Regions from separate parts of the Homo sapiens genome. Here region 2 is linked to region 1. Evidence: read pairs that join two places in POLR2A ChIA-PET (ENCODE). Cell type or tissue: Panc1. All regions are shown on one strand. Links, peaks and the distances in the headings refer to the core of each region. The heading gives the core; the rest is flanking DNA. Region 1 overlaps APOO (apolipoprotein O). Region 2 overlaps CXorf58 (chromosome X open reading frame 58).

Region 1 (15,351 bases), core at 3,923-11,922:
GGATATTAGATGATGTTAAGGAATTAGTGCAATTTCTTTCTTTCTTTGAGACGGAGTCTCTCTCTGTTGCCCAGGCTGGGAGTGTGCAGTGGCACGATCTTGGCTCACTGCAACCTCTACCTCCCGGGTTCAAGCAATTCTCCTGCCTCAGCCTCCTGAGTAGTTTGAACTACAGGCATGAGCCACCATGCCCGGCCTTAATTTCCTTTTTTTCTTTTTTCTTTTTTTTTTGAGACAGAGTCTCACTCTGTCACCCAGGCTGGAGTGCAGTGGCGTGATCTCGGCTCACTGCAACCTCCGCCTTTCGGGTTCAAGCGATTCCCCTGCCTCGGCCTCCCGAGTAGCTGGGACTACAGGCGCACGCCACCATGTCTGGCTAATTTTTGTATTTTTAGTAGAGACAGGGTTTCACCATATTGGCCAGGCTAGTCTCAAACTCCTAACCTCATGATCCGCCCACCTCAGCTTCCCAAAGTGCTGGGACCACAGGCGTGAGCCACCACGCCCAGCCCCAGCCTAATTTCTTTTTTTTTTTTTTTTCCCCAAATCAATAGGTCTTTTATTGCATCATTTAAATATCACAAGTAGGTCTTAAGTGTCATCTGGCATCTTCTTTCTGTAGCCAGGTAACTCTTAGATCTTATTCATCAGCCTGCTGAACAGTTCCTTTTTCAGAGACATAGATACCATCCAAAAATTTCCTGATATCCTTGTTTTTAACTGTTGTGGCTTGCTGAATCAAAGCCGCTGAATTTGAAACAAGCTCAATGTCATTTCCTTCAAGGATTAATTCATCTTTCTGGGCTTGAGATACTGAACAAGCAACACCTGGTCTCATCCGAACCCTGCGGATGTATTTTTCACCCAAAAAATTTCGGATTTCAACAAGAGACCCATTCTCCTGGATAACAACGTTGATGGGGAAGTGAGCATACACAGACCTCATCTTGTAACGGAAGCCCAGTGTAACACCCTTGATCATGTTCTGTACATGACTACAAATAGTCCGAACGGTAGCCAGTTCCTTTCTGTTACCCCACCATTTGTCAACCCGGAGCCTCTTTTTTTTCTTTCCAAGAAGGCTGAGTTCTACATTGATGTGATTGAAGTCCCTCCGCAGGGTTCCTCTGGGGCCCTTCACGATAACTGTGCGTCCCTTCAGAGTAATGTCGACATTTTCTGGAATGTCGACAGTCTGATTGCTGAGAATAGTCTTCATTCTCGCAGTAGACGCAGCAAAGAAAGCCTAATTTCTTTATGTATGATAATATAATTACAATTATATGCCTTCAGTAAGTTTTCTGTGCAGCTACTCAGAAGGGTGAAGTGGGAGGATCACCTAAACCCAGGAGTTGAAGTCCAGCCTGGGTAACACAGCAAGATCCCATCCCCCCAGATAAATAACAGTAAAAAGAAAGTTTTCTGTGAACTTGTAAAACAATATGTGGAATATGATCCCATTTTGTCAAAAAACCAAAAACATGCATGTATGCATGAATATATTATAAATGTATAAATAAATTTATTTAATTTATAAATAAATTTTAAATATAAATAAATATATATATTTGTTTTTGAGACAGGGTATCACTCTGTTGCCCAGGTTGGAGTGCAGTGGAGTGATCATGGCTCACTGCAACCTCTTTCTCCCAGGCTCAGGAGATCCTCCCACCTCAGCCTCCAAGTAACTGGGACTACAGGTGTTCGTCATCACACTCAGCTAATTTTTTTAATTTTTTGTAGAGACAGGGTTTCGCCATATTGCCCAGGCTGTTCTCGAACTGCCAGACTCATATAATCCACCTACCTCAGCCTCCCAAAGTGCTAGGAGTACAGGTGTGAGCCACTGCACCCGGCCTATCTATCTATCTATCTATCTATCTATCTATCTATCTATCTATCTATATTTAAAAGTCTGGAATGATATACCAAACTATTAACAAAAATTACCTCTGGAAAAAAGAATAAAGGGGCCAGATGTGGTGGCTCACACCTGTAATCCCAGTACTTTGGGAGGCTGAGGCAGGTGGATCACCTGAGGTCAGGAGTTCGAGACCAGCCTGACCAATATGCTAAAACCCTGTCTCTACTAAAAAATACAAAATTAGCTGGGCATGGTGGTGCATGCCTGTAATCCCAGCTACTTGGGAGGCTGAGGCAGGAGAATGACTTGAACCCGGGAGGCCTCAGAGGCTGCAGTGAGCAAGATTGCTCCACTGCACTCCAGCCTGGGCAACAAGAGTGAAACTCTATCTCAAAAAAAAAAAAAAAAAAAAGAAAGAAAGAAAAAGAAAAGAATAAAGGATAAGACAAGCTTTTTTGTTTTGTTTTTGAGACAGAGTTTCACTCTTTTTGCCCAGGCTAGAGTGCAATGGCACGATCTCGGCTCACTGCAACCTCCGCCTCCTGGGTTCAAGCGATTCTCCTGCCTCAGCCTCCCAAGTAGCTGGGATTACAGGCAACTACCACCATGCCTGGCTTTTTTTTTTTGTATTTTTAGTAGAGACGGGCTTTCACCATGTTGGCCAGGGTGGTCTCGATCTCTCGACCTCGTGATCTGCCCACCTTGGCCTCCCAAAGTGCTGGGATTACAGGCGTGAGCCACCACACCCGGCCAAGACAAGCTTTTAAAACAGTTAGCTAAAAACATTTTTTACAACCAACACGAATCACTTTTATAATTAAAAGCTACACCTCCTCCAATAAAGATCTAAAAACAATAAAGAATGAAGTCAAGGTTGTGTATTTCAGCAAGCTGAACTCTGGTGCAGAGTATCTTTGAAAATTGAAATGGATATTTACCTAATTTCCCTTTATTCTATGTCTTTTTCATTGTCCCTGTACAGAAATATATCCATTCTGGCTGACAGGGATTTAAAAAAAGAGAGAAATATAACCATATTAAAAGTCAAGTCTCTAGAGGACATGTGTCACTCTGTGGCTGCTCACCCTCCAGTCATCCTTCTAATGGCACATCCCATGCATATCTGGCCCCATTCACCAGAGATACTGATTCTGGGGTGCCCTTTGCCTTTTACCAAGCTCCCCGGGTAATAGTTTGTATCTGAGAACATACTGATGTTGGGTTACTGTATGAACAGCTATGCTGTGAAAGAGGAACTGGATTTGTTTTCTGTGACCACTAAGGAGACATATTTTTGCTTAGCAGAGGAAACAGCTTCCAAAAACTCAGAATTGTCCCAGGATGGCTGCCCCATAGGGTGAGTTTCCCATCAGTGCTGGTGTAAAAGAAGGAACATACAGGGTTTCAGGGGAGTCTGCTTGAGGCTGGGGGTTGGGCCAGATAACCACTCTCAAATTCTCAGTTTATGTGACTCTTTGGGTCTCCAAAAATATAAAGAAAGCTTGAGGAAAAAAGACCCTTCAAACTCAGGGTTTTCATAAATTTTAAGTAAGGGCCATGATTTACAATAAATGTAACACCAATTTTCAAAAAATTTTCTGATTATAAAATGCATACTCATTGCAGAAAATTTTTTAAATACAGAAAGTTATAAAGAAGAAAAAAATATAAAAATCATCATGCCACTGAAAGATACACACTTTCTGTCGTATCTCCTGGCTTCATCCCCTCTATAAACATATCACACTACCTTTTTTTCATTTAACAATAATTGTGCACACGTTCCCATGCAATTAAATACTGTAGAAACAGAATAATAATATTCTTCTTTATAGATATACCATAATTAAGCCATTTTCCTGTAGTTGAATATCTAGGTTGCTTCCAAATTCAATTACAGTCTTCTAATTACCAGGAAATCACAAGTGCTATTATACAATTTTTCATATATACACAAACAATATAACTAGTGTTTTGAGCCTCTCTGTAACAGTCATGCATTCCAGTGTTCACTGAGTATTAGATAAATACAAGTGTACTTACTATAATAAAGTGTTGTTTGAAAAAAACCTAAGGAATAATGACACTTTTCAATTGTTTGAAATACATTTGTAGACAAATCCCAACTGTCTGGTTCTAGCTTGTCTAAAAAACCCAGGTAACATTAGTGGAACAAACACAAATAAGTAAGTCACAGCATTTAAGCCCAGAAACTAAAAGATGGAATAAAATATTTTCACATCAAATTGAAACTGTTATAATTAATTAAATTAAATTAATTAAAAACAAGTCATTTCAGCTGGCACTACAATGCTGAAAATAATCACAGAAATTTCTTGTTTTTTACCTGATTAAGATGGCAGAGCATGGAGTTTTCTACTTAGTTCCAGGTGAATTCTTCACATTTCCTGGCTTTTAAAACAAAAGAAAGAGCTTGAATGCAGTTTGAAAAGAAATAGTGCAACTCCTTAGTGTCCTGAGTATTTGGCTGAACATGAACATTAAAAATTATTATGGGGGACAGGGTCAAACCATTTTATTGAGGACTTGGGGGGTTGTTGAAGAAAGGCTGAGGAGGACAATGAGATCCCACATTCTCGCAGTTACCGACCATTAAATATTATTTTACTGCAAAGTGATCCATCTGTCAGTAAATTGAAGAAGTTACTAGGGCTCTCTGAGGGCCCTACTGTAGAGTGACTTGGGCAGAGAGAGCAGGAAATAAAGCTCCATTAATCCTCATTATGCAGATTCAGCCAAACAGTTGATTCTAATTAAAAAATCAATATATCTTCCTTTTATTTCCTGAAATAAAGGTTTTACACCTATGGGAAGGCTTCCTGTAGGTATTTACTCCATGCATTATTCACCATTATCCACCATAGGGGCCAATCCACAAAACATGTTTACTCTGAAAGAAGTTAGACCACACCCATTCTGCCCAGTGGCCCTCCGGGAACATATAATTAGGCCATGTAATCCATAAGAAGCAGTGTAGGAAAAGCTTCTAGTGGGAAAAGTTCACGTGCTAAACTTTTAAGGCCTTACTTTCTTTTCTATACGTTTTTTAGACTTTAATTCTGAAAACACATTAATAGTCAGAGATCAGATGGCAGTCTGAAAAACAGGAGGCTGCAGCTGGGCGGGCCATGGGGGCTAAGATTCTGTTGTATAGACTTGGAGCAGTTTCTCCTGGTGCCCCTCTTTCAGAGTTATTCATGGATGAAGGAAGAGGAAAAGGTGAGAAAGCAGGAGCACGTGACTAACCCTGTCATTTCAGAGCATGGTTTCTAGGCAACTTTGGGGCTCCCTGGAGTGGCTGAGAACTGGTCTATAAGTACTGTTTTATACCCGTTGTCCCAACATAATTAATAGTGTCCCCTTTCACTCTCAAGAGTATCCTGGTTTGCCGGGCATGTTGGTTCACGCCTGTAATCCCAGCACTTTGGGAGGCCGAGGCGGGAGGATCCATTGAGCCTGGGAATTCAAGACCAGCTTGGGCAACATAGAAAAAGAAGTTTAAAAAAAAAAAAAAAAAAAAAAAGAGTATCCTGGTTTTGATGATAAAGTATATGGTCACCACATCCACTTGATGATGGAGTTCTGGGAAACAAGGCCATACGAACTGCTTGGCGGACCAATGATCAACATACAATTCTCAGGTCTACTTGATGCTCTGAACAAGAGTGCTACAGGACTGAGAATCTGTGCCCTTCTCCTCCTCCAGAGCCACTCCCCACCCTGCCTCCTCACATGCATGCACACAAGCGAACACACATACCCATATGTGAACACACACCCACCTACAACCCAGAGGCCTTTTTGCTGTTGCTCGAAATTGACAAACTCCCTACTGGGACAAGACCTTTGCAAAATATACCCCACTGACCGAGACCAGACAATCCCAATTTTTGCCTAGCTAAATGTTATTCATCCTTTACATCAAGGCTTTCTTTGTACCCTGTCCTTCAATTTAGCAGAACCTTCTATTCCCTTTCATAGCACTCATGTACTTCCTGATTGTGTAATTATTTCTTTCATGTTTGAGTCTTTCATTAACCTGTAAGCTTCATGAGGGCACAATATCCCTAGGGCCTCCTAGCACACACTATTCAAATATTTGTTGCATAAACAAATGGAAAGCCAGGGGCAGTGGCTCACACCTGTAATCCCAGCACTTCAGGAGGCCGAGGCGGGTGGATCACTTGAGCCCAGGAGTTCAAGATCAGCCTGGGCAACATGCTGAAATCCTGTCTCTAAAAAAAATACAAAAATTAGCCAGGTGGGATGACACATGCCTGTGGTCCCACCTACTCAGGAGGCTGAGGTGGGAGGATCACTTAAGCCAGGGAGGTTGAGGCTGCAGTAAGCTGTGACTGCACAACTGCACTACAGTTTGGGCAACAGAGTGAGACCCTGTCTCAAAACAAACAAACAAATGGAATGGGGTAGAACTTAGAGATCTGATGAATGTAAAAAAGCTTGGGTTTCTATTTTCTTAACACATCCATGAACACGAATAACAATTTCTGTTAGCAAAATTAAAACTTAAAAAAAAATCAAAACATTGATTTCTAATTAGTATGACTGCCATGTGAAGGCTGATTGCCAGCCAAACCTTTGAGGTATAGCAGCCTACTGAAATGTCTGGGTCCCTCACCAGACTAATGAAGAACAAGAAGAGAGAAAAAAAGGCTTATAAGGGCCAGTGAGATAATCATGTCCAACAATCGGGTCTGGCATAAAAACAAGGTGGTTCTCGGCAGGGCGTGGTGGCTCACGCCTGTAATCCCAGCACTTTGGGAGGCCAAGGTGGGTGGATCACCTGAGGTCAGGAGTTCGAGACCAGCCTGAACAACAGGGAGAAACCCCGTCTCTACTAAAAATACAAAATTAGCAGGGCATGGTGGCGCATGCCTGTAATCCCAGCTGCTCGGGAGGCTGAAGCAGGAGAATCGCTTGAACCCAGGAGGCGGAGGTTGCAGTGAGCCAAGATCACGCCATTGCACTCCAGCCTGGGCAACAAGAGTGAAACTCCATCTCAAAAACAAACAAAAACAAACAAACAAAAAAACAAGTTAGTTCTCTACTTAAATACAGTTTAGGTCTGAATTAACATACTGCTTGCCAAATACTTCCAATGATATTCTTATATATTCTACTATCTATACTCGCCAGTACCTCAATCTCAAAAAAATAAGATGCTAAATTCACAAGCTTTTTTATCTTTTGGACAATAAGAAAATGAGCACACAAAAGCATTCTTCTGATTCAGGAAAACAACTTTGTTGCTAGGAAAATTTTCTTGTTTGGTTACATATCACTTATAGTATAACAAAACAGCACAGTCCAATATCTCATTAAAAAAATATTGAGCCCATCCACCACCCTGTCACAAATCAGATCTCTCTTGGCAGAGAACTCCAGGATCTCAGACAAAACAACATTCTGACTTCAAAAAACAGTTCGTGATTTAGCACAAGCCAGAAATCATTTTTTTTTGCATTTTCAGACAGAGAAAGTTTTATCTAGAATATTTTGTAACTCATTTTCATACATATCTGATTTCAGTTTTTATTTTCTTACCACGTCCATGAACACAAATGACAATTTCTTTTTTTTTTTTTTTTTTTTTTTGAGACGGAGTTTCCCTCTGTCACCCAGGCTGGAGTGCAGTGGCGCAATCTCAGCTCACGTAACCTCTGCCTCCTGGGTTCAAACGATTCTCCTGCCTCAGCCTCCTGAGTAGCTGGGATTACAGGCGCCCACTACTACACCCAGCTAATTATTGTATTTTTAGTGAAGACAGGGTTTCACCATGTTGGCCAGGCTGGTCTCAAGCTCCCGACCACAGGTGATTTGCCTGCCTCGGCCTACAAAGTGCTGGGATTACAAGCATGAGCCACCGTGCCTGGGCACAAATGACAATTTCTGCTAGCAAAACCAAAACTTTTTAAGAAAATCAAGACACTGATTTCTAATTAGTATGCCTGCCATGTGAAGGCTGATTGCCAGCCAGCCAAACCTTTGAGGTACAGCAGCCTACTGAAATGTCTGACTCCCTCACCAGTTGAATTATTTTCAACAATTACTTAACTTCTCCAAAATGCAGTTTCCTCACTTATAAATGGGGATAATAATAGAACCCACCTCAAAGACTCTTCCTGAGCAAAGAGTTTAGCGCCAAGGGCCAAGCTCACAGCAAGTAAGTGCTCAATAAACATTATCTATCCTATATGGCAGGCCACTTTATTTTTTGGATGAAGAAAATAAAAGGTAAGGATAAATGACCTGTTAAAGACCCCAACACAATTCTAGTTCACTTGATGAGGTAGGCAGAATAATGGCCCCTCAAAGATGTCTTCTATTTCTGGAACCTGTGACTGTTACCTCACACAGCAAAGGGAAATTAAGGTTGCATTGGAATTAAGTTTACTAATCAGTTGCCCTTAAAATAGGGAGATGATCTTGGATTATCTGGGTGGGCTTGATTCAAGCATAAGAGTGCCTGCAGTCTAAGAGGGAGGCAGAAGAAGAGGTCAGAAGGGGGATCTGCAAACGACTTGCTGCAGGCTTCGACAATAGAGGAAGGAAGCTGGAAACAGCCCTCAGCCAGCAAAACAGACCTTGGTCCTACAGCCTCGAGGAACTGAGTTCTGTCAACAATCTAAATGAGCAGGAAAGAAATTCCCCCCTAGGGCCTCTAGAAAGGAACGCAACCCTGCTGACACCTTGATTTAGAATTGGACTTCTGACCCACAGAACTAAGATAATCATTTGCACTACTTTCAACCTGTAAATTTGCAGTCATTTATTTTGGCAGCAATGGAAAACTAAAACAATGACATAAGGATTCCTGACTACAGGGTATGGTTCCATTTTCTATCAGTGGACATTATCTTCTCAGGCAGAAGCGAAAATGTGCAGTATCACATGAGTGGTGGTTGATGACTATCATGTGGCTAGAGTCCAGCCATTTCATATGTTCCTCACATGAGATAACCTTATTTAATCCTCAAAACAGCTCCAGGAGGTACTATGCCAGTTCCCACAGAGCTGGAGTAACTTCCCAAGGTTTCAGGGCTAGTAAGAGGCAGAGGTGGGGTAGGAGTCTGGTGCTCCCGCTCCTCTTAGTCCACTGGACAACGCTGTATCCTGCCCACTGATACCAAGAGTGCATTCCTTTCTAAAGAGGAGATGACATTATTCAGGATTTCTAACTTTTCATTTTGGTAAATAATGGTGTTTTTAAAAAGAAAGAAAAAATCATTTCAAAATCATTTCCTAATACCTGTAGTTCTTAGAATTTTAGACAGCAAAAAATTACAAAGCACAAACTCATAACTTTATGGAAAACCCATCAAGCTGTCATTTAAAAAAAATACAGTGGTAAGAATACTTAACATGACATCTGCCCTCTTGGCAGATTTTTAAGTGTACAATACGGTACTGTTATCTATAGGCACAGTGTTGTGCAAGGGGTCTGTAGAACTTATTCTCTTTGCTTGACTAAAACTTTGTTGATTACCAACTCCCTATCTCTCCCTCCCCCAATCCCTGGCAATCGCCATTCTATTCTCTGCCTCTATGAGTTTGACTATTTTAAATACCTCATACAAGTAGAATCATGCAGTAATTGTCCTTCTGTGATTAGCTTACTTCAAAGATGAACATTTTAAAACTACATGACTTACTTTCAGCCAAACTTTGCCATGTTTAGAGAGCCGAGGAACTTCTAATGGAGGAAGAAAAAGCAGGGCATGTTTACTCAGGGTGGTGGCTGCTGCTTCCCTTTCATTTTCCTGCTGAGCCAGCAAGGGCCTGAATAAAACTATTAACAGCTCAGCTTTAGAAGTTCTGCTCAGTTTTCACATTGGTAACAGGTTTATGCTTCTTTATTAATTTCCTGCCTTTTAAATAATTAGTGTTGGCCTTCAGCAGTCATTGTACAATTCTGTGATAGTAATTTGTTGCATTAAAAAAAAGCTAGTGAAAAACTAAAATATGATATTTACTGAGACATACTGCTGTGTTTAGCTAATTATAAGACAACTCTAAGCTGGGTGCGGTGGCTCACGCCTGTAATCCCAGCACTTTGGGAGGCCGAGGCAGGGGGATCACCTGAGGCCAGGAGTTCGAGACCAGCCTGGCCAACATGGCGAAACCCCGTCTCTACTAAAAATACAAAAAAAAAAATTAGCCAGGCATAGTAGTGAATGACTGTAATCCCAGCTACTTGGGAGGCTGAGGCGGAAGAATCGCTTGAACCCAGAAGGCGGAGGTTGTAATGAACCAAGATGGCACCATTACACTCCAGCCTGGGCGACAGAGCGAGACTCCATCTCAAAAAAAAAAAAAAAAAAAAGACAACTCTAGTCGGGTGCAGTGGCTCACGCCTGTAGTCCCAGCACTTTGGGAGGCTGAGGCGGGTGGATCACTTGAGGTCAGGAGTTCAGGACCAGCCTGGCCAAGATGGTGAAACCCTGTCTCTACTAAAAATACAAAAATTAGCCAGGCGTGGTGGCGCACGCCTGTAATCCCAGCTACTCAGGAGCCTGAGGTAGGAGAATTGCTTGAACCCAGGAGGTGGAGGTTGCAGTGAACGCGATCGCACCACTGCACCACTGCACTCCAGCCTGGGCTACAGAGCAAGACTCCATCTCAAAAAAAAAAAAAAAAAAAAGACAACTCTAAAAGAGCCATCTGTGACCCTGAGGACTGACACCCACAACTGACCTCCTGACACCCACAACTGGCCTTCATCTCTGATACTGAGACCTTGGGTTAGGACTATTCTGAAAGGGTTTCGGATTAGCAATGGACAATCAATAAATATTTCATGCTTTTATTAAGCTCCTAGAGTCAAAGAGTGAAAACCATAATGGAAAAGGTCAATAAATCAACTACATGAAGAACTTCTTCTGATCATCAAGACACCAAAACTGAAAAGACAAGCCATATTGAGAAAAGACATCTGCAAACATCTGGCCAAAACTATTAATATCTAGGAAAAAAATAAAGAACCCTTATAAATCAATAAGGGACAAATGACCCATATAAAAAGTGGCCAAAAGACATGAACAGGCATTTCAAGAAGAAGCCAATAAACCTGTGAAAAGATGCTCAATCAGGGCAATGTAAATGAAAACCACGATGGGAAATTCTGGGAACATCTTCACATGCTAGATAGTGAGGTAACTATCACAGACTACTTGGGTCATGTCAAGAGGACTCAGAGCCAACTTCCACTAGCAAAATGGGACAGTTTGAACTTTAATAAGACCAAGAATTACAAAGCATTCAAAACTATCAAATATGTTTAAATCTATAAACCCGTAATGATTTTTAATTTATTTATTATTTTAAGAAACAGGGTCTTGGCCAGGCGCAGCGGCTCACACCTGTAATCCCAGCACTTTGGGAGGCCGAGGCGGGCGGATCACGAGGTCAGGAGATCGAGATCATCCTGGCTAACACGGTGAAACCCCGACTCTATTAAAAATACAAAAAATTAGCTGGGCGTGGTGACGCGTGCCTGTAGTCCCAGCTACTCGGGAGGCTGAGGCAGGAGAATGGTGTGAACCCGGGAGGCAGAGCTAGCAGTGAGCCGAGATCATGCCACTGCACTCCAGCCTGGGCGACAGTGCGAGACTCCATCTCAAAAAAAAGAAAAGAAAAGAAAAGAAACAGGGTCTCGCTCTGTCACCCAGGCTGGAGTGGAGTGGTACGAACACAGCGCTCACTGCAGCCTCAAACTCCTAGACTCAAGTGATCCTCCTGTCTCAGCCTCCCAAAGTGCTGGGATTACAGGTGTGAGCCATTGTGCCCAGCCTATAATTATATATATATATATATACACACACACACACATATATATCCATCTCTATATAAATATATATATATATTTATTTATTTATATTATTTTTTTGAGATGGAGTTTCACTCTTGTTGCCCAGGCTGGAGTACAACGGCGGGATCTTGGCTCACTGCAACCTCCGCCTCCTGGGTTCAAGCGATTCTCCTGCCTCAGCTTCCCGAGTAGCTGGAACTACAGGCATGTGCCACCACGCCCAATTTTTTTGTATTTTTAGTAGAGACGGGGTTTCACCATGTTAGCTAGGATGGTCTCGATCTCCTGACCTCGTGATCCGCCCACTTCAGCCCCCCAAAGTGCTGAGATTACAGGCATGAGCCACCGCGTCTGGCCCTATTTTTTTGAGACAAAATCTCACTCTGTCGCCCAGGCTGGAGTGCAGTGACGCGATCATGGCTCACTGCAACCTCTACCGCCCAGGTTCAGGTGATTCTCCAGTCTCAGCCTCCTGAGTAGCTGGGACTACAGGCGCGTGCCACCACACCTGGCTAATTTTTTATTTTTAGTAGAGACGGGGTTTCACCCTGTTGGCCAGGCTGGTCTCGAACTCCTGACCTCAGGTGATCCACCCGCCTCGGCCTGCCAAAGTGCTGGGATTACAGGCGTGAGCCACCGTGCCTGGCCATTATTTTTAAAGAAAAACTAACAGGTGATCTTCTGAGGAAAGGGAATGAATTCATTATTTTGAAACTGGATAAATAAGAGAAAAAAATCAAGTAATTATCTTGTTTTTCCTATATAAACTATAACTGGGTAACTAGTAGATAAGAGAAGGGGTTCTTTATCAAAATATTTCAGCTAATTTGAGAAAATGAAACAATAGAAGCAAAATATCACCATTTTCTTTTCTTTTTTTTTTTTTTTGAGACAGAGTCTTGTTCTGTCAACCAGGCTGGAGTGAGGTGGCATGATCTTGGCTCACTGCAACCTCTGCCTTGCAGCTTCAAGCAATTCTCCTGACTGAGTCTCCTGAGTAGCTGGGACTACAGGCACGTGCCACCATGCGCGGCTGATTTTTTTTTTTTTTTTTTTTTTGAGATGGAGTCTCACTCTGTCGCCCAGGCTGGAGTGCAGTGGTAGGATCTCAGCTCACTGCAAGCTCCGCCTCCTGGGTTCACGCCATTCTCCTGCCTCAGCCTCCTGAGTAGCTGGGACTACAGGCGCCTGCCACCACGCCTGGCTAATTTTTTTGTATTTTTAGTAGAGACAGGGTTTCACCGTCTTAGCCAGGATGGTCTCAATCTCCTGACCATGTGTGGCTAATTTTTTTGTATTTTTAGTAGAGCTGGGGTTTCACCATGTTGGCCAGGCAGGTTTCGAACTCCTGATCTCAAGTGATCTACCCTCCTCGGCCTCCCAAAGTGTTGGGATTACAGGTGTGAGCCACTGCGCCCGGCCAATATCACCATTTCTATCCCCCAAAGATTCAATGGGTCTAGGCATTGAGCATCTACAGCTGCTAAAACCAATAAAAACAAAGCAAAAACCAGACTTATGTGCCTACGTGGATCTAGAGCATTGCCAAAAGGATCAAACAGGATCTGGTTCAAGTAGCCCGTGCATCCAGCTGCCAATGTGCAGGGAGTACAGAGAACACGTTAAACTATAGCATAAATGTGTAATCAGCAAAACCCAAACCGTTGGAAACTCTATAGGTGAAATGTGCCAGACTGTTTTAACAGATAAACTGTAAGGAAGTCAACTCCAAAAGATGGAAGGGGAGCCTGTAGATTAAGAGAGACTTAAAAAAAAAAAAAAAAAAAAAAAAAAGTTCGGGCATGGTGGCTCACACCTGTAATCTCAGCACTTTGGGAGGCCGAGGCAGGTGGACTGCCTGAGGTCAGGAGTTTGAGACCAGCTTGTCCAATATGGTGAAACCCCATCTCTACTAAAAATACAAAAATTAGGCGGGGGCGGTGGCGTGCGCCTGCAGTCCCAGCTACTCGCGAGGCTGAGGCAGGAAAATTGCTTGAACCCAGAAGGCAGAGGTTGCAGTGAGCCAACATCACGCCACTGCACTCCAGCCTGGGCGACAGAGTAACACTCCATCTCGAAAAAAAAAAAAAAAATCAAAAGTTGTTTAAGGCAAGTACATTATTGGGGCAACTAGGGAAATTTGAACATGGGCTATATATTAGATAACATTTGTGTAAATAATGAAATGCCAACTTTCCTGAGTACAATAACGGTATTGTGATCATATAAATGAATGTCCACGTTCTTTGGAAATACATGCTGAATTAGATACAGATGGAAAATGCAATGATATCTACAATTAATTCTCAAATGGTTCAGGAAAATAAAATATACTCGTGTGTATGAACACCATGCATAGGTGAAAAGATAGATTATGCAAATGCAGCAAATGTTAGTGAATCTAAGTGAAGGGTATATTCATTGTACTAGTCCTGCACCTGATCTGTAGTTTTGAAATTTTCTCAAAATGAAAATTGGGAAATAAAGTAAAGCCACATACACATATACTCCATGATGAAAAACTCTTTTAAAGCCATCACACTGGCAAAAATGGTAACAATTACTTGGCATCATCTAGTAAAACTGAAGATATGCAGACCCTATGAATCAGGAACCCTGGTCTAGAAAAATTCTTCACAAATTATGAAGCCATGCTGTGTTGTAATAGTAATATACTGAAACCCACCCAAGGAGCCACCAACATGGGTATTTTCCCATAAAGAAAATATGACCAGGCGCAGTGGCTCATGCCTGTAATCCCAACACTTTGGGAGGCTGAGGAGGGCGGATCACCTGAGGTCAGGAGTTTGAGACCAGCCTGACCAACATGGTGAAACCCTGTCTCTACTAAAAATACAAAAATTAGCCAGGGATGGTGGCGCATGCCTGTAGTCCTAGCTACTCTGGAGGCTGAGGCAGGAGAATTGCTTGAACCCAGCAGGCGGAAGTTGCAGTGAGTCATGACTGCACCACTACACTCCAGCCTGAGCAACAGAGTGAGACTCCGTCTATTAAAACAACAACAACAACACAAAGAAAATAGTCTACAGCAGTGAAGATGAATACACTACTGCCATACATAACCCATAAACAAAATGTTAAGGGAACAAAACAAGTTGCAAAATAATATGTAGTAAGACTCATCTAGATAAACTTATATATATATAATATGTATATTTAGACTTAAATTTGGTATATTTTTATAAAGGCAAAAACAGGCAGGCTCAACAATAGTATTTCAGAATACAGACATATATGGTTAAACTGGAAGAAAAGTTTAAAGAAAAACAAGGGAATGAAATAAAATTCCAGATAATGGTTCCCTCTGGGGAGACTTGGGGGTGAGGGGACCCATGGAAGACTTGAAAGGCATCGGTAATTTCCTTTTTTTTTTTTGAGATGGAGTCTTGTTCTGTCGCGCAGGCTGGAGTGCAGTGGCGCGATCTTGGCTCACTGTAACCTCCACCTCCCAGGTTCAAGCAATTCTCTGCCTCAGCCTCCCGAGTAGCTGGGATTACAGGCACCTGCCACCATGCCTGGCTAATTTTTTGGTATTTTTAGTAGAGACGGGTTTTCACCATCTTGGCCAGGCTGGTCTTGAACTCCTGACCTCGTCATCCACCTGCCTCGGCCTCCC
Region 2 (15,351 bases), core at 2,533-10,532, 81 kb after region 1:
ATCTTTTGATTGGAGAGTTTAGTCCATTTACATGAATGTTATTACTGAGAAGTACAGACTTAGTTTTGCCATTTTCATATTTGTTCTGGTTGTTTTGTGGTCTTCTCTTCCTTCTTTCCTTCCTTCCTGCCTTCCTTTTAGTGAAGGTGATTTTCTCTGGTGGTATGTTTTAATTTCTTGCTTTTTATTTTTTGTGTATCTGTTGTATGTTTTGGGATTTGAGGTTACCATGAGGCTTGCAAACAATATCTTATAACCCATTATTTTAAACTGGTGACAGATTAACACAGATTGCTTCAACAAACAAAAAAATAACAAACAAGCAAAGAGAAACCAAATAAAAACTCTGCACTTTAACTTCATCTCCCCACTTTTTAACTTTTTGTTTTTTCTATTAATATCTTATTGTATTGTCTATGTCTTGAAAAGTTATTGTAGTTATTATTTTTGATCAGTTCATCTTCTAGTCTTTCTATTCAACATATGAGTAGTTTACACACCACAATTGCAATGTTATAATACTGTTTTTCTGTGTACTTACTATTACCAGTGAATTTTGTACTCTCAGATTTCTTATTGTTTATTAATGACCTTTTCTTTCAGATTGAAGAATTCCCTTTAGCATTTCTTGTAGGACAAGTCTGTTATTGACAAAATTCCTAAGCTTTTGTCTGAGAAAGTCTTTATTTCTCCTTCATGTTTGAAGGATATTTCCACTGCATATACTATTCTAGGATAAAAGTTTTTATTTTTCCTTCAGCACTTTAAATATGTTACATCACTCTCTCAGCCTGTAAGGCTTCCAATGAGAAGTCTGCTGCCAGACGTATTGGAACTCCTTTGTATGTTGTTTGTTTCTTTTCTCTTGCTGATTTTAGGATTCTTTCTTTATCCTTGACCTTTGGGAGTTTGATTATTAAATGCCTTGAGGTAGTCTTTGGGTTAAATCTGCTTGGTGTTCTGTAACCTTCTTTACTTGGATATTGATATCTTTCTCTGAATTTGGGAAGTTCTCTGCTGTTATCCCTTTGAATAAACTTTCTACCCTGATCTATCTCTCTACCTCCTTTTTAGGGCCAATAATTCTTAGATTCACCCTTTTGAGGCTATTTTCTAGATCTTGTAGGCATGAGTCATTCTTTTTTATTTGTTTTCTTTTGTCTGCTCTAATTGTGTATTTTCAAATAGCCTATCTTCAAGTTCACTAATTCTTCTGCATGATCAGTTCCTCTGTTAGGAGACTCTGATGCATTCTTCAGTGTGTCCATTGCATTTTTCAGCTCCAGAATTTCTTTCTGCTCGATTATTTTTAATTATTTCATTCTCTTTGTTAAATTTATCTGATAGGTTTCTGAATTCCTTCTCTGTGTTATCTTGAATTTTGTTGAGCTTTCTCAAAACAGCTATTTTGTTTGTTTTTTGTTTTTTTACGTCAGAACATGAACACAAAAACAGCTATTTTGAATTCTCTATCTGAAAGGTTACATACCTCTGTCTCTCTAGGATTGATCACTGGTGCCTTATTTAGTTTCTTTGGTGAGGTCATGTTTTCCTGAATGGTCCTGATGCTTATGGATGTTTGCCAATGTCTGGGCATCGAAGAGTTAGGTATCGTAGTATTTACTGTAGTCTTTACAGTCTGCGCTTGTTTGTAACCTGTCCTTCGTGAAAAGGCTTTCCAAGTATTCAAAGGGACTCAGGTGTCGTGATCTAAATCTTTGGTCACTGCAGCCATATCTGCATTAGGGGGCACCCCAAGCCCAGTAACACTGTGGCTCTTGCAGACTTGTAGAAGTACTGCCTTGTTGTTCTTGGCTAAGATCCGGAAGAATTCCCTGGATTACCAGGCAGAGACTTTTGTTCTCTTTCCCTACTTTTCCCCCAATAAATGGAATCTCTCTCTTTCTGTACTGAGCAGCCTGGAGCTGGGGGACGGGTAAAACAAGCACCCTTGTGGCCACCACCACCACTGGGACTGCACTGGGTCGGACCTGAAGCAAGCATAGCACTGGGTCTCTCCCAAGGCCCACAGTGACCACTGCCTGGCTACCATTTACTCAAGGCCCAAGGGCTCTACAGTCAGCAGGTGGCAAATCCGGATAGGCTTGTGATGTAAACCACACTTTTAATAGCAAGGCTCTACAGTACAGGTTTTACTCCTTGGACCCTTATACATGACTATATTTAAGTTTTAAAAAGATGGACATTCTCATATTTGGCCATTTATAAACCACATATCAAAGGTTATTTTTCTGTAACCCTGGCAAGATCCCCCTTCTGGAAATGTACACAAAAACTGTGGCCCATCTTAAATCATGAGTTCTAGCATGTATGCAGGAGAGAAGACCACACAGCCTGGCAGTTTCTGATCAGATCCTGCATGTGCGGCATTGACTCTGAAGAGTTTTAGAAAAGGAAAAGGGACCACTTTTCTCCATGTTCTCAGGTAGTATCAGAGAAAATTTAACTTTATTTCAGAAAATTATCAAATGAAGCCAGGCTCGGTGGCTCATGCCTGTAATCCCAGCACTTTGGGAGGCCGAGGCGGGAGGATAACCTGAGGTCAGGAGTTCGAGACCAGCCTGGCCAACATGGTGAAACCCCGTTTCTACCTAAAATACAAAATTAGCCGGGTGTGGTGGTGGGCGCCTGTAATCCCAGTTACTTGGGAGGCTGAGGCAAGAGAATCGCTTGAACCCAGGAGGCAGAGGTTGCAGTGAGCTGAGATTGCACCATTGCACTCCAGCCTGGGCAACAAGAGCAAAACTCCGTCCAAAAAAAAAAAAAAAACACCTAGAAAATGAGCTACATGTTTTCATTATGGAATATGGTGTTTCAAGAACATTAATATTTATATAGATCAACTTCAAATGTGGAAGTATATGTTTATCCTACTTGAAGGATAAATTTATGCCACATTTATGTATAGAATAAGCTTGTAGTTACCCCTATAAAATATCATCAATTGTTTCTTTCCTAGGATTATATAATGAGGCTTTTTCAAGAACTGAAATCCTCCTGGGTCTACTCCTGCCACCCCCTTGCTGTACACAGGCTTGAGCAAATGAGAACCTTAGAGGCAGTGATTGGAAATCACTGCTTATGCATTAAAACCCATCATAATGCTGTATAATAACTTAAATTTTTGTTTAAATTAGCCCACAGATAGAAAAATATGCCTCCGTGCCTTTATCTTCTGTGCTACAACTTTCACTCTCCTGGGGTAGTCATTGTTAATGGTTTGCTGTGTATCCTTCATGTTTCCCATGAAAATACACACATAGAGATTTTTAAATTTTGTTCTTATTATAAAAGTGTGGTCATATTATTGACCTTGAATTTTTCACTAAACATCATAACGGGTTTTAAATGATCAGAACATACCCAACTTGAACAGTTTAAGGTTCCTTTTTCCCTTTAGTTCAGCTTCAAACTCTGGTAACACTTGGATTCATGGTTGATAGAAAACTTGTAAATATGGAATATTTCTCACTCTAAGCTTACTCAACTCTGTTGCTCTTTGTCTCTTTGTGTTTTTTGTTTGTTTTTGTTTTTTGTGTTTTTGTTTTTTGTTGTTGTTGTTGTTGTTTTTTAGACAAGGTCTTAATCTGTTGCCAAAGCTGGAGTGCAGTGGCACCATCTCGCAATCTTGGCTCACTGCAACCTCCCCCTCCCAGGCTCAAGCAATTCTCATGTCTTAGCCAGCTGAGTAGCTGGGATTACAGACATGTGCCACCATGCCTGGCTAATTTTTGCATTTTTTTTTAGTAGAAAGGAGGTTTTGCTATGTTGGCCAGGCTGATCTCGAACTCCTGGCCTCAAGCGATCTGCCCACTTCCGCCTCCCAAAGTGCTGAGCCTACTGAGCACTTTCTATCAAATATGATCTTAAACATTTTATGCACATTACTCTATTTAATTATCATAAACACTACAGTGTATTTTCTGTTATTATCCTCATTTTAAAAAAGACTGAGGGCCGGGTGCTGTGGCTCACGCTTGTAATCCTAACACTTTGGGAGGCCGAGGCAGGCGGATCACTTGAGGTCAGGAGTTTGAGACCAGCCTGGCCAACATGGTGAAACCCATCTCTACTAAAAATACAAATATTAGCCAAGCGCGGTGGCACGTGCCTGTAATCCCAGCTACTCGGGAGGCTAAGGCAGGAGGATCGCTTGAACCCAGGAGGCGGAGGTTGCAGTGAGCCGAGATTGCACCACTGCACTCCAGCCTGAGTGACAGAGTGAGAGTCTGTCTCAAAAAAACAAAAACAAAAACAAACAAACAAAAAAGACTAACTTGCCTAAGGTCTCACACCTGGAAAATGAAGGAACCGAGATCAAGACCTAGTAGCCTGCCTCCAAAGTCCCAGTTCTTAACCACTCCTGAGAGTTAGGAACTATGCTAAACAGCAGCATACACATTCTCTTAGATGGCCCTGCAATAACTCTGGTTAGGGACACATTATTCCCATTTTCCCTATTAGGAAGCTAGAAGTTGGAAAGACTTGCCAGGAGCATAACTGAGACTTGAACACTTCTCTGTGTTTCCACTGTACTATGTACATTTTGAGGTTAAAACAACCATGCAGTTATGGTGGTTTTGTTTATTCTGAACCTGTATGTAATTGGACTGTTCCAAACCAAGAAACTGTTCCAATGCATGGATACCAGTTATTACCTCTTCCATGAGTGACAGTTCCCAGTAGAAACAGGAAAGTGTCTTGAGATACTAGAGTAGCTTTACAAGCCCAAGTGTGGATCTAGGCCAGCAAATAGCCACAGAGCTGTGGGGGCTTCTGGCCACAGAGATGCTGAGTATCAGGATAAGTGCCAGATTTAGAGATGGCCCGCTTTGACGCTTTGAGTCACCCACTAAGAACAGAACCTGCCTCTTGAATCCTACCCTGATTGGCTGGTATCCTGGAATCTTTGCCTAGTTTTTGCCCTTGCTTTTCTCCTGGCTCTAGGCTCTTCTTTCCCATTGCTTCCTATGGAGAAGGACTTTCTTGACTTTGGCCATACACTGCAGATGTCTGAGAAAGAACATCTTGGCCATTGGACAGCAAACATTTCTCAAACCCCTCTCACAGGTGGGCAGAGAGCTTGCCCTATGCTGCCAGGCATGTTTTTCTTTGGCTGAGGGACCAGAATGGGCCAGACACAGATGAGGCACACAACTGAGGCACTGCACACATAAGGAAACTGGGTCTTGGAGAGATTGGTGGTGGTGGCTGAGTGGGGCAGTGTAGGGAGGACCTGTCAATAAATACCTTTTTGGGGAGGCTAAGGTGGGCGGATCACTTGAGGTCATTTCAGGACCAGTGTGGCCAAAATGGCGAAATTGTCTCTACTAAAAATACAAAAAAAAAAAATTAGCCAGGCATGGTGGCACGCACCTGTAGTCCCAGCTACTCAGGAGGCTGAGGCAGGAGAATTGCTTGAACCCGGGAGGCAGAGGTTACAGTGAGTCAAGATGGCACCACTGCACTCCAGCCTGGGCGATAGAGGGAGACTCTGTCTCAGAAAAAAAAAAAAAAACCCTAAATAAATACCTTTTGTACTGTGGCTCACGCCTGTAATCCCAGCACTTTGGGAGGCCAAGGCAGGCAGATCACCTGAGGTCAGGAGTTTGAGACCAGCCTGGCCAACATGGTGAAACCCCATCTCTACTGAAAATACAGAAATTAGCTGGGCGTAACCCCAACACTTTGGGAGGCCGAGGCAGGTGGAACAGAAGATCAGGAGTTCGAGACCAGCCTGGCCAACATAGTGAAACCCCGTCTCTATTGAAAACAAAAATTAGCTGGGCATGGTGGTGCACGCCTGTAGTCCCAGCTACTCAGGAGGCTGAGGCAGGAGAATCGCTCGAATCCAGAAGGCGGAGGTTGCCGTCTGCCGAAATGGCACCTCTGCACTCCAGCCTGGGTGACAGAGCAAGACTCCGTCTCAAAAAATAAAAATAAAAATTTTAAAAACCCTTTTTTAGTAACTTCAGCTAAAGTAAATTATAGTTATGCCTACAGAAATTCCTAAAGCAGAAATTATATGGTCTTCATACCTGTTCAGTGTACAATTACTTGTTTTTACCTTTAGTGTCACTGTGGGGCTGGTTAATTAGAACCATAAAATGTTGGAAATTAATTGCAAGAAAACATAATGGAGAGATTTGCCAATACTATCTTTATTTTATTTATTTATTTATTTATTTATTTATTTATTTATGAGGTGGAGTCTCACTCTGTCGCCCAGGCTGGAGTGCAGTGGCACAATCTCGGCTCAGTGCAACCTCCACCTCCTGGGTTCAAGCGATTCTCCTGCCTCAGCCTCCCAAGTAGCTGGGATTACAGGTGCTCACCACCCTGCCTAGCTAATTTTTGTGTTTTTTAGTAGAGACGGGGTTTCACCATGTTGGCCAGGCTGGAATCGAACCCCTGACCTCAGGTGATCCACCTGCTTTGGCCTCCCAGAGTGCTGGGATTACAGGTGTGAGCTACTACACCCGGCCTATCTTTTCTTTAGTTGTGTAATGTATAAAGAAATTTGTTGTGGGGATGAGGGAGGGGGGAGGGATAGCATTAGGAGATATACCTAATGTTAAATGACGAGTTGATGGGTGCAGCACACCAACATGGCACATGTATACATATGTAACTAACCTGCACATTATGCACATGTACCCTAAAACTTAAAGTGTAATAATAAAAAAAGGGAAATATTTATGGTTATGGAAATGCTTGCCCTGATAAAAATCCTACATATTGTTTTTTTAAATTCACATTTTATGCTTATACAATCTCTAGAGCTCTTACTATGTTGCTATAAGACAGTAATATAGTGATAATTTACCAACTTTATTGAAAATGTTGTTACATCAATAAAATAGCATGCTGGAAAAAAAAGAAGAAATTAATGAAATATAAAGCAAAAATGATCTACCTAAAGGAAAGCTCCATATCACATTTTCACTAAACTGTTTGTCTCTTCAGTTCTATACGTTAGGAATAAAACTTCAACCATTCAACCATTTGAATGTTTTCTTCCTTTTTCATTTTCTACATGTGTCTGTGATATTCTAAGCTTTGGAATTTAAAAAAATAAATAAAGGAATAGTCTGAATAACAAAAGTGAGAATTGGAATAGAAAATGCATTATAGCTTGCTGTTGTGTGTTAAGAAAAAAGAACAGTGATTCTCAGTTTTGATCCTGTCTCAACCACTCTTTCTTTTCTCTTTTTTTTTTTTTTTTTTTGAGACAGCATCTCACTCTGTCACCCAGACTGGAGTGCAGTGGCATGATCTCAGCTCACTGCAACCTCCACCTCTCAGGTTCAAGCATTTCTCCTGCCTCAGCCTCCCGAGTAGCTGGGTTTACAGGCACATGCCACCATGCTAGGCAAATTTTTGTATTTTTAGTAGAAAAAGGGTTTTGCCATGTTTGCCAGGCTGATCTCGAACTCCTGACCTCAGGCGATCCGCCTGCCTCGGCCTTCCAAAGTGCTGAGATTACAGGTGTGAACCACCGTGCCTGGCCTCAACCACTCTTTTAGGCCTTGTATCAACATTATAACAGAGTTCCCATACTTTCACAAATACCGCATTCTGACATACAAAGGAAGAAAGAAACTTAACTGGAATCAAAAGATGTTTGAATTTTCTTTTCTTTTCTTTTCTTTTTTTTTTTTTTTTTTTTGAGACAGAGTCTTGCTGTGTCCCCTAGGCTGGAGTACAGTGGCATGATCTCGGCTCACTGCAACCTCCGCCTCCTGGGTTCAAGCGATTCTCCTGCCTCAGCCTCCCGAGCAGCTGACATTACAGGCACCTGCCACCACGCCTGGCTAATTTTTGTATTTTTAGTAGAGACGGGGTTTCACCATGTTGGCCAGGCTGGTCTCGAACTCCTGACCTCAGGTGATCCACCTGCATCGGCCTCCCAAAGTGCTGGAATTACAGGAGTGAGCCACCACGCCCGCCCTGAATTTTCTTTTGTGCTATCCTTCCCTTCATATAAACATACCCTTTGTGGCCAGAAGTACAGATCTGTAATATAAATATGTGTTAGAAGAGTCAGCACATACTTATGGCGGGGGTGCAGAGTACTTAAGTCTCTACTCACAGTCTATGTATAGCTCTTAGCACAGGATACTTATATGTGGAAGGGTATGGTATAAGTAGGGCCCAACAGGATTTGAGCTTCCATATATTCTGTGATTCTTCTGTCTCTGACCTCTCAGGTGCTTTCCTTGAGCATAAAATGTTGACATTTGGGAGAGAAAAGAAAACCCCTCTATTTGCCACTTTTTAGCTGCTGAGAATGAAGTCTGAAGGGAGGGAGGCTTAAACAGTCTGAAACATACATGTTTCCACTTACCAGCAGTGTATTAACACATAAAAGAGAGGTGGTACTAGTGACACCTTTCATTGCAGTTCCTACGGTAACTCGTTGAATCACCAGATAAGTTTTCTCTGCATTGACTGCACGAATGATATTACAGGTTTGTTTTGCTTTTCAAAATAAAAGAATTAAAAGTCTTTTAAGGGGAAAAACCAGTTGTTTTAAAACTATGTTCTCTGAGGATTCTGGACTCAGCAATTCCTCTAGCTGCATTTAAAAACTATGTAGATGGCCTGGCGCGGTGGCTCACGCCTATAATCCCGCACTTTGGGAGGCCGAGGTGAGCGGATCACGAGGCCAGGAGATCGAGACCATCCTGGCTAACACGGCGAAAGCTGGTCTCTACTAAAAATACAAAAAATTAGCCAGGTGTGGTGGCATGCGCCTGTAGTCCCAGCTACTCAGGAGGCTGAGGCAGGAGAATCGCTTGAACCCAGGAGGTGGAGGTTGCAGTGAGCTGAGATGGCGCCACTGTTCTCCAGCCTAGGTGACAGAGCAAGACTCCGTTTCAAAAAAAAAAACCTATGTAGATAAGGCTATGGAAACAATTTTAAGTGGTTTAATAATCCCTATATAATCTCTTTGCAAATGCAGCCTTTCTATTGAATAGCAAGCTGCTAGAAGAAAGGAACAATATTTGATGTATTTGTCAGAAGAAATATGTAAAGGGCGTGCTGATCATTAATGCTATTCTACTATTTTTAAAGTCTATTTTCTATTCTTTTTACAGGCAGTGGATGATGCTTGCAAACTAATGGGGGAAAGGAAATTTCACCGTATAATTATGGAAGATGAACGTATTTTCCCGAAGTCCAAAGTAACTGATATAATGGATGTTGTCACCATGCAAGATTATGTACAAGTAAGGAATTTAGATTTAGAAAAACAAACAAACCCAGCAAGTCTTCCTAACTCTGTCATCCAAGAAGATAGAATCATACTTTTTTATTATGGTAAAATATAACACAATATAAAATTTATTATTGTATTATATTTTATTTTATTTTTCAAATATATTCTATAGAATGAAACTTATTTTCGGATGCCCAAGCACTAGAACTTTCTTTTAAAATTTTTTTTTAATTTAACTTTTATTTTAAGTTCAGGGGTACATGTAGAGGTTTGTTATTGTATATAGGTAAACTCGTGTCAAGGGGGTTTGTTGTTCAGATTATTTTGTCACCCAAGTATTAGGCCTAGTATCCATTAGTTATGTTTCCTGATCCTCTCCCTCCTCCCACCTTCCACCCTCTGGTAAGTCCCAGTGTGTGTTGTTCCCCTCTATGTGTCCATGTGTTCTCATCATAAAATTGACCATTTTAAAGTGTACAATTCAGGGGCATTAAGTACATTCACAGGGTTGTGCAAGCATCACCACCATCTAGTTCCAGAACCTTTTCATTACCCCGAAAGGAAACCCTGCATCCAGTAAGCAGTCACTCTCCATTCCTGCATCATTCCAGCCCCATAAACCACCAGTCTGCATTGTCTCTATGGATTTGCCTAATCCGGATATTTCATATAAAGGAAATCATGTGATATATGGCTTTTTATATGTAGGGAGCTAAGGAATTTGGGGGTTCTTTTGGGGTGATGGAAATATTCTGAAATATTCATAGGCAGTGGTGATAGTTGCACAACATTGTGAATATACTAAAAACCATTGAGTTACATACTTTTTTTTTTTTTGAGACAGAGTTTCGTTCTTGTCGCCCAGGCTGGAGTGCAATGGCGCAATCTCAGCTCACTGCAACCTCTGCCTCTTGGGTTCAAGCGATTCTCCTGCCTCAGCCTCCCGAGTAGCTGGGATTACAGGCATGTGCCACCACTCCCAGCTAATTTTTTTGTATTTTTAGTAGAGACGGGGTTTCACCATATTGGCCAGGCTGGTCTCAAACTCCTGACCTCAGGTGATCTGCCCGTCTCGGCCTCCCAAAGTACTGGGATTACAAGCGTGAGCCACCACGCCTGGCCGATGTTGTGTTTTCACAAATGGAAGGTTTGTGGCAAACCTGCATCAAGCAAATCTATCAGTGCCATTTTTCCAATAGCATGTGCTTGCTTTGTGTCTCTGTGTCACGTTTTGGTCATTCTTGCAATATTTCAAATCTTTTCATTATTATTATATCTGTTATGGTGAACTGTGATCAGTGATCTTTGATGTTACTATTGTAATTGTTTTGGAGCACCACAAACTGAGCCCATATAAGATGGCAAACTTAACCAATAAATGTATGTGTTCTGACTGCTCCACCAACCAGCCATTCCATTATCTCTCTCTTTCCCCTCTGGTCTCTCTATTTTCTGAGACACAACAATATTGAAATTAGGCCAATTAATAATCCTACAGTGGCTTCTAAGTGTTCGAGTGAAAGAGTCATGCGCCTCTCACTTTAAATCAAAAGCTAGAAATGACGAAGCTTAGTGAGGAAGTCATGTCAAAAGCTGAGATAGGCCAAAAGCTAGACCTTTGCACCAAAGAGTTAAACGTGTTGTGAATGCAAAGGAAAAATTTATGAAGGAAATTAAAAGTGCTACTCCAGCGAACACACAAATGATAAGAAAGCAAAATAGCCTCATTGCTGATATGGAGAAAGTGTTAGTGGTCTGGATAGAAAATTAAACCAGCCACTCACGCCTGTAATCCCAGCACTTTGGGAGGCCGAGGTGGGCGGATCACGAGGTCAGGAGATCGAGACCATCCTGGCTAACATGGTGAAACCCCGTCTCTACTAAAAATACAAAAAATTAGCCGGGCATGGTGGCGGGCACCTATAGTCCCAGCTACTAGGGAGGCTGAGGCGGGAGAATGGCGTGAACCCAGGAGGCGGAGCTTGCAGTGAGCCGAAATTGCGCCACTGCACTCCAGTCTGGGCAATAGAGTGAGACTGTGTCTCAAAAAAAAAAAAAAAAAGAAAAAGAAAAAAAAAGAAAAACCAGCCACAATATTCCCTTAAACCAAAGCCTAATCCAGAGCAAGGCCTTAACTCTCTTCAATTCTATGAAGGATCAGAGAGGTGAGAAAGCTGCAGAAGAAACTTTGGAAGCTAGCAGAGGTTGGTTCGTGAAGTTTAGGGAAAGAAGCCGTCTTTATAACATAAAAGTGCAAGGTGAAGCAGCAAGTGCTGATGGAGAAGCTGCAGCAAGTTATCCAGAAGATCTCACTAAGATAATTGTTGAAGGTGGCTGCACTAAACAACAGATTTTCAATGTAGACAAAATGGCCTTATACTGTTAGAAGATGCCCTCTAGGGCTTTCACAGCTAGAGAGGAGAAGTCAATGCCTGGCTTCAAAGGACAGGCTGAGTCTCTTGTTAGGGGCTAATGCAGCTGGTAACTTTAACTTAAAGCCAGTTCTCATTTACCATTCTGAAAATTTTAGGGCCCTTAAAAATTATGCTAAATCTATCCGGGCGGAGTGGCTCAGGCCTGTAATCCCAGCACTTTGGGAGACCAAGGCAGGTGGATCACAAGGTCAGGAGATCGAGACCATCCTGGCTAACACCGTGAAACCCCGTCTCTACTAAAAAATACAAAAATTAGCCGGGCGTGGTGGTGGGCGCCTGTAGTCCCAGCTACTTGGGAGGCTGAGCCAGGAGAATGGCGTGAACCCAGGAGGCGGAGCTTGCAGTGAGCCGAGATTGCACCACTGCACTCCAGCCTGGGTGACAGGGCAAGACTCTGTCTCAAAAAAAAAAAAAAAAAAAAAGAAAAAAGAAATATGTTTCATAAGGCTATAGCTGCCATAGACAATGATTCCCCTGATGGATCTGGGTAAAGTAAAATTTAAAAATCCAGAAACGATTCACCATTCTAGATGCTATTGAGAACATTCATGAGCTGGGCACAGTGGCTCATGGCTGTAATCCCAGTACTTTGGGAGGCTGAGATTGGAGGATCTCTTGAAGATGGAGTTTGAGACCAGCCTGGGCAATATAGGGAGACCCTGTCTCTACAAAAATTACCCCCCACCCCAAAATTAGCCAGGTGTGATGGTATGCCCCTATGGTCCCAGCTACTCAGGAGACTGAGGTGGGAGGATTGCTTTAGCCATGATTGCACTCCAGCCTGGGCAACAGAGTGAGACCCTGTCTCAAAAAAAAAAAAAAAAGCCACAGCCACCCCAGTCTTCAGCAACCAGTACCCTGATCAGTCAGCAGTCATCCACATCAAGGTAAGACTCTCTACCAGCAAAAAGAATAGGACTCACTGAAGGCTCAGATGATCATTAGCATTTTTTAGCAATAAAGTATTTTTTTTCTTTTTGTGGAGATGGGATCTTGCTATGTTTCCTAGGCTGGTCTCGAACTTCTGGGCACAAGTGATCCTGTCAGCTCTTCCTCCGTAAGTTCTGGCATTGCAGGCATGAGCCATTATGCCCAGCCATAACAAAGTATTTTTAAATTAAAGTATGTACATTTTTTTTTAAATAATGCTGTTGCACACTTAAACTACAGTATAATGTAAACATAACTTTTATATGCACTGGGAAACCAAAAATTAGCATGACTCTATTTGTGATATCCACTTTATTACCATGGTCTGCAACTAGACCCACAATATCTCTGAGATATGTCTGTATACAGCCTTAACTATTCACTCATTTGCTTCAGTGTGAAACATGAAATTAATGCAGTGCCTTAGAGACTCCCAATTATGTTTTCTTTCTTTTAGAGTCTTAGACTGTGAGTTTAGGGAAGTGAACCAGGAAATGCCAACTATCTTTGCTAAGGACAAAGACCACATACTTTCAGATTGTGAACATGTCAAGGATTAATGTCATAGAGAGGAGTCCCCAGATAGACATACTGGAAGAGAGAGATAAGATCATTGTTGACGTTTGAGTCCTTATACGGGTGTGGCACTGTCTTTAGCACTTTACATGTGTGTTATCTTCTTTCATCTTCAAGTTTGTAAATTCTGTGACCTTTTTTACAAATGAGAAAAATGAAGTTTAACAAGCCTCAAAAAAACTTGCCTGAGGTCACAGACAGATCTGATAAGTGGCAGAGCAGATGATTGACAGATCTATGATATTTACCCATTTTACTACTTCACTCAGGAAAAAAAATACCCAGCCTTACTTTGCATGGCAGTGCAGGACCATAAAAATGACCAGCAAATTGAAACCATGCAAAGCAAACTTAATAATTTGTGGGGAAAATTGTGATTGTCCTGTGACTTTTCAAACTTTTTGTCTGTAGTCCCAGCTACTTGGGAGGCTGAGGCAAGAGGATCACTTAAGCCCAGGAGTTTGAGGGTAGCCCAGGCAACATAGTGAGACCCCATCTCTGAAAACAAAACAAAACAAGCTTCTTTGTCAAAACATTAAAAACTCTTTTGCTGTCTGTTATAAATACATAGGAAAATGAAAGAAAAAAACCCAACACATTTAGAACACTTTTAGTACACTATAATTTAAAACATTAGAAACATAGACAAAGTGTTTAGTTTCTTCATAAAATATCTTACCAACTGTGAATATACTGGAAACTATTGAATTGTACACTTTAAATGGTGAATTGTATGGTATGTGAACCTCAATAAAGCTGTGAAAAAATAACTTACCAAGAGTACTTTAAACAGTGCTTGCCTTCTTGTTCTTCTAGTATAACTTATAAGCATCTTTTCTATGTCTTGATGTATTGTCATATTCCTTTTAAAATTTGGATCAGCTGCCAACATTTTATTCTTTGCACTTTAAATGTTGCAAAATATCTCAGAGTTCCTTCAGTATGAAGTTTTTTTTGGCCAGCATCACTTCCACTGGGAAAGCTTCATCTTTTTATCATAGCCACTTTCCTCATTTATGTTGATAAGTTCATCCTCACCAAGTTCCTCTAGCTGTAGATCTGCAACGTCTTGAATGATGGCAGTGTTAGCATTCCCACAGTCACCTGTTTCTTCTAGAACTCCATGTATGATTGATTCCAATTTCACTTCAAGGGGTACCACTTTTTGTTTCTTTGACGGGGAATTCCCTCTTTTGATTTTCCATTTTTGTAAAATGTCACATGGGTTTATCATTGGGAGACAAAAATGCAACACAACTATATACGTTGCTGTTTGTGTGTGAAATGAATAACAGATTCACAGTGACCAGTCACTGATTGACTTTGGAAGGTATGACATGATTTGTCACTAATCATGATGATCATCTGTCATTTATATTGTGATCTTTGAGCTGAAGAGCTAGCAACAGGAGGCCGGGCGTGGTGGCTCATGCCTGTAATCCCAGCACTTTGGGAGGCCAAGGTGGGTGGATCACTTGAGGTCAGGAGTTCGAGACCAGCCTGGCCAACATGATGAAACCCTGTCTCTACTAAAAATACAAAAATTAGCCGGGCCTGGTGGCACACGCCTATAATCCCAGCTACTTGGGAGGCTGAGGCAGGAGAATCGCTTGAACCCAGGAGGTGGAGGTTGCAGTGAGCCGAGATTGCGCCGCTGCACTCCAGCCTGGGCGATAAAGCAAGACTCCATCTCAAAAAAAAAAGTTTGAAAAGGCCGGGTGCAGTGGCTCATGTCTGTAATCCTAACACTTGGTGAGGCAGAGGCCGGAGGATTGCTTGAGCCCAGGAGTTTGAGACCTGCCTGGGCAACACAGCGAGACCCCATTCTCCAGAAAAGGAAAAAAAAAAAGATGAAATGGTGCAAAGGTAGGATTGCCTGTGTGTGTGTATGTGTGTGAGTGTGTATGTGTATATGTGAGTGTGAAGGTGTGTGTTGAGAGTGTGTATGTGCATCTGTGTGTGTGTGTTTGAAAGCATGAATGTGACTGTGTAATATACCCTAAAGGCCTTCTTGTTATTCTGTTTCCTAGCACTGTAGCTCCTCCTGCCCTATCCCTGGCTCTTAAATGCACGACTATAATGTTAAAGTGATGATATATATTTGTATTTTTAATTCCTAATTTGATATCATTTTAAATTGGAAAAAAAGAAAAGTGGGATTTCTAC

What was found. ChIA-PET counts read pairs that join two places held together with the same protein. Peaks named below come from ENCODE experiments on the same cell type or tissue, not always from the same donor. Only the 100,000 strongest peaks of a DNase experiment are listed, where the experiment ranks them.
Region 2: POLR2A ChIA-PET joins it to region 1 with 10 read pairs; 2 of 35 experiments call an interaction of 5 or more read pairs at or near these places.

The regions. Positions count from the first base shown.
Region 1 is chrX:23,836,102-23,851,452 of GRCh38, forward strand. It overlaps APOO (apolipoprotein O), which reads right to left. Exons shown (of 9, transcript NM_024122.5): 8 at 4,212-4,276. The coding sequence ends at 4,241. It also overlaps the pseudogene RPL9P7. Among named protein-coding and RNA genes, the nearest start is that of SAT1, 61 kb to the left of the region's middle. In Panc1, for the core only: no CTCF peak of the experiment used is centred there; no DNase peak of the experiment used is centred there; H3K27ac peaks cover 1,975 bases.
Region 2 is chrX:23,918,117-23,933,467 of GRCh38, forward strand. It overlaps CXorf58 (chromosome X open reading frame 58), which reads left to right. Exons shown (of 9, transcript NM_152761.3): 6 at 9,123-9,254. Among named protein-coding and RNA genes, the nearest start is that of CXorf58, 18 kb to the left of the region's middle. In Panc1, for the core only: no CTCF peak of the experiment used is centred there; no DNase peak of the experiment used is centred there.